2 separate regions of the Homo sapiens genome follow, and region 2 is linked to region 1. A link is a loop called in an ENCODE intact Hi-C map of the cell type or tissue named here. Cell type or tissue: endothelial cell of umbilical vein. All regions are shown on one strand.

Region 1 (2,500 bases):
TTAGTGGTGAGAGATTAATGTAATTACTTTTGTTTGAGAAATATAATTGGTCACAGTTATATACATGTAGCTTATATGAGAAGTACATTCAGTTTTAAAACTCATTATGATTAATTTTACTTTCCTTAAAAAATGAAACCAAAGAGAATCTAAAATGTGTATGCTTCTTTCATTCCTAATATTCCAGAATACTTAGATATTTTTATGTGAAGTAAATGCCCAGATATCTAAATAGATATAATATTATTTAAATTTAAGGTATAAACTTTTACATGACAAAATGCTTAATAGCCTATAATCTTAAAAACAGAATTATTCCAATTCCCATATTGTATGTTACTTCATCAAATATTACCATTATATCATGTTTCTTGTACTAAAGTGTTTCCTGTGAAATAACGTAATAAAATGGCCTTTAGTATGCATGATAATATTTAAATACGCATTTTCTAGTAAAATATAATGCTTATTCATTTTTTTCTTCTAGTTCTAAAGAAAAAAATGCACCAAATGCATACACTTACTTTATGATAATTTCTGAAACTTAAGTAGAGTTTGGGCCTGCAACAGACTTGTGTTTTCTAGTAGTTATGTTTCATTCATGCAGGTGGTAGTGGTCCTATTAGTTTTCCTTAATAAGTCCCATATAGCTCTGGCCAGTCTTTCATAGAATGAGTTGGTAGGTCTTTCCTCCAAAGTTTGATTTCTCCCATTTTTTTCACATTGCAATTTCAAACTTTCAGTAATACCATCAAGATGAGACAGTAAACTATTATTAGAGTTACCACAAGTTTGAACAAAGTTGATTATACATCGCAAACAAATAAATACTTAAAACCTTGTTCATAGAGATCAGGCCTTGCATACCTACATAGTCCAAACATTACATTCCTGACATTTAGAACATTTAAATGCAAACTGTTCTTTGTTAGGGCTTTCTCATAACTGAAATATGAGTCACTTGCAAACCATAATAGATTTTGGCTCTGCTACATGATGAAGTGTTCTGGATGTCGTGAAACATTTCACCCAGACTTATGGCAGTAGAATTCCCAGTGGTCACCCAAAATAGGGAAAAAAATGAAGAACAAACTTAAAGGAAATATGCAGACTCTGGCACCATCCTTTCGTGGCAATACAGCTCTTTATTGTTGTTAAGAAATGGAAATATTTAGAGCCTAAACCCATAAACTATAGTACAATTAGGCGTTGAATTTTTTTTTTGTTCCTAATTACGAAATTTAACTCTATACTTGATTCTCATGTTTAAGGTCAGGTCATAGAGTGTTTCTTTACACATCACCCTGATGCGGTCATACTGAGTTGTCTCCCAGCACTGAGCTTCTCACTGCATTGTGGGCAAACTCATATTCCACACTCTACACTCATCTCAGGCAGGAAAGGTGGAGTTTTCCTTTTCAGGGCCAAAGGAAGCAACAGCTGAGGCGTGATGGTTGTACTGATATTGGTGTGGGTTTCAATTTGGTTAGTTTGCTTTCAATTTCAACTCCTCACTTGAGATTCCATACAGAAAAGTAAATGGTAGGCTTCCAGCATCTTGTTTCACTCTGGTGAATAAAAATTGTTTTGAATGTAAGATTAGAGTTTTTCCTTGCTTAATTTTAGTAGTACCTACACAGCATAAACTGAGGCATCATTTAGCAAAATGTTATTGAGTTGACATCATAATGACCTATTAAGGGCAATACACATTTGAATGAGCTCAGTTATTCTTCCAGGTTTACACGTGCCTTTCATGGTGTTTAGTGTAGCAGCTTTTGAAGCAGAGATGGGCAATGTGTAGGACCTTTTATTCCAGTCTCCTAAGTGGGAGATATTCTGAACAAAACATATTAAGGATATTTTTTCTGAAGTTTTTGAAATTTTAAGTCATGATTCACTTTTCAAAAGAAGACATTTATGTGGCCAACAAACATGAAAAAAAGCTCAACATCACTGATAATCAGAGAGATGCAAATCAAAACCACATGGAGATACCATCTCATGCCAGTCAGAATGGCAATTATTAAAAAGTCAGGAAACAATAGATGCTTCTGAGGCTGTGGAGAAATAAGAACACTTTTACACTGTTGGGGGTAATGTAAGTAAGTTTGACCATTGTAGAAGACAATGGCAATTCCTCAAGGATCTAGAATCAGAAGTACCATTTGACCCAGCAATCCCATTACTGGGTATATACCCAAAGGAATATAAATCATTCTGCTATAAAGACATATGCACATGTATGTTTACTGCAGCTCTATTTACAATAGCAAAGAAATGGATCCAACCCAAATGCCCATCAATGATAGACTAGACAAAGAAAATGTGGTACATATACACCATGGAATACTATGCAGCCATAAAAAGGAATGAGATCATGTCCTTTTCAGGGAAATGGATGAAGCTGGAAGCCGTCATCCTCAGCAAACTAACACAGGAACAGAAAACCATATTCTGCATGCTCTCACTCATAAGTGGAAGTTGAACAATGAGAACA
Region 2 (2,500 bases), 350 kb after region 1:
GGGTATTGGCTCTTTGGTATGCAGTTGCAAATGTTTGCATGATTAAATTCATGATCATTTAATGTTAAATTATTAGGGAAAATAAAGAATGGATGAGGGAAAGAATAACAATGATAAATTAATTATATCTCAGCTCCTTTCTTAGTGTTTAGTAGTTGGTTATCTTCGTGGGCACATACTAATTTTTTTTTTCTTGTGACTTTCATGGACTTGTATTAATAATATCTAGGGAAAATCTTTCATATACATTAGAATATATTGCTATAATTTCAATTTATTTGAACTATTTAGATGAATAAGAGGAAAGAAAACTGGAATTAAGTGTACTCCATGACCAACTAAGAAGTATCTAGAAATTAACTTATTCAACCATTCCACATTTTCTTATTGAGCGTCTGCCACTTGCCATGGCCGGCTCTCTCCTCATGCTTGGAGTGCCATAGTAAACAAAACAAAGTCTCTGCTCACATGGGCCTTACGTTCCTTTGAGGAGAAATTGTTAATAAATAAGCACAGGAGAAACAAGTAAATGTATAGAGTGTATCAGTGATGCTAAGGGCTATGAAAAACATAAAGTGGGGAAGTCCATGAAGATAGAGTAGTGTGTGTGATTTGATAGTCATCAAAAGTTACATTTGAGCAGAAGCCTGATTAAAGGAGAGAGGGAGACTTGCCAGTCTTGGGGAAGAGCATTCTAGGGAGAACATCAAGAACAAAACATCTAAGGCAGAAACATGCTTTGTTTGAGATGAGCAAGGCAAAGTGCCCTTCATACTCATCACGCCCTTGGTCAATTTTTGTTTTCTTAACACTGACCTGTCCTTAAGCAAACACTTAGAGGAAAAAATGAATTATTTAAGTAATGAAATCATTTTTATAGACACAGATATGATAGATTGAATATGTAATACTCTTTCTGACATAGGTGAGTATGAGAGTGTGTTTCTTTTTCAAATTATGCAATTATGCTTTTCAGTATAATGTTCCATTGAATGTTGGTTCAACATTCAGCAATCATCATGATATAAAATGTGTCTCTATTTCTGTGGTTCTCTTTAGAGTGATTTATTCTCAGAGCTGCTCTGCAAAATGAAACACATTCTTTAATCCATGTAAATACAGAACAATGAAGTTCTATACACCTTCAGTACAGTTTGTGTCTGAATTTTTCAGTCCACAGAGCCTGCAAAATGTATTGGGCTATGGAATGGTGGACTTACTACTGATTCCAAACTGTTTGGAACTGGAGATTTTTCTCACAGCTGTGGCTAGGTATCTGGTAAGTGGTTTTAAGATCTGATCAGCCTCAATTCCTGAAACAGTTTCTTGCTTTACTGCCTTCCCCTGCCTGCCTCCATATCATGAAAAGAAGTACAACTTTCTCTTCCTGTTAGTCTAGCTGCTTAAAAATAACACATTCCAGCAAGGAGGGAGGGAGATTACAAGCAACAGGACATATGAGACTTGCCAAGGGGCCAGCATTTCCTGGCTCACAATTGCAGGAAAGGCTTTGCTCCGTTATCAATGGGACCTGGATGCTTTGATAGGCAATTGTTTTAAAAGCTGAACAACATTTGCAGTTGAAATATTGTGTGTGTGATACAAGTCTTGTGTGGAGGAAATATAGCACCAGATGGATCGGACAATAGTCTTGTCTGATGTTTTGTTCTTTTTACTGGTAATAAAATTAAAAACTCAAGAAATGGCCGTATGCAACTTTGCTTTTAATAAAGTCTCTGTTGTTTTAGAAAAGAATGGTGTAACTGTCATGAACAATACAGATTTCCTTTTCAATAATTGTTGATTTTAAAATGTACTGAGTTAAAATAGAAATTGACCAGAAACAATAGAATGGTTGTGACACCATGATCATTTTGAGTAAGGACATTCCTTATGAAGCACATTGACTCCATCATCTCCAGCTAGATTAGAAAAAAAGATTGACTACTTAGAAATATACTCCCCCTTTAAATAAAATAGAACCATGACATCCAAACAATTCCTGCTATTTAAAGAATATCTTGACTAAGAGTGTTTTGTTCTTGATTCTGGCTCCTAGGGAAGTTATATAAATAAATAAATATATATATTTATATATGTTATATTTACATTATATAGATAGTTATATAGAGAATGTAAATTATTAAATTTTATTTTTATTAAATATATGTATACACATATATGTTCTCCCTTTCCCATAAAATTCATTAGTTGTGAGGCTCTTTCTGGAGTATGGATCAGGAAAATAAACTGTAGGTGTATGGTAAATAGTAGGTGCTAAATAAGTATCCATGGCTTCCACCTCCTCTCCATTGTTGTTGATTATACTGAGAATTCTGATAGTGAAATTGCTTCATGAATCAGTATATATAATGTATACTAGCAGAAAGTGACATTATGATATCCCAAAATAAAGCAAATCATCCTGTAGAAGCTAGTGTTTGAGAAAGTCTGTCTATATTTTTTGTTTTGGAAATTTGATCCGGTGTATGTATAAATC

What was found. A loop is a pair of places that touch in the nucleus more often than their neighbours do. Peaks named below come from ENCODE experiments on the same cell type or tissue, not always from the same donor. Only the 100,000 strongest peaks of a DNase experiment are listed, where the experiment ranks them.
Region 2: a loop joins it to region 1, with 5 times the contacts of the local background. A loop is called at or near these places in 8 of 110 quality-filtered maps.

What each region holds. Positions count from the first base shown.
Region 1 is chr4:125,388,976-125,391,475 of GRCh38, forward strand. All of the region lies in intron 2 of FAT4 (FAT atypical cadherin 4), which reads left to right. Among named protein-coding and RNA genes, the nearest start is that of FAT4, 75 kb to the left of the region's middle. In endothelial cell of umbilical vein, no CTCF peak of the experiment used is centred here; DNase peaks (open chromatin) are centred at 916 and 1,416; H3K27ac peaks cover 2,130 bases.
Region 2 is chr4:125,738,480-125,740,979 of GRCh38, forward strand. No RefSeq gene overlaps it. Among named protein-coding and RNA genes, the nearest start is that of MIR2054, 230 kb to the left of the region's middle. RefSeq lists a silencer at 1,335-1,629. In endothelial cell of umbilical vein, no CTCF peak of the experiment used is centred here; DNase peaks (open chromatin) are centred at 592 and 1,482; H3K27ac peaks cover 2,367 bases.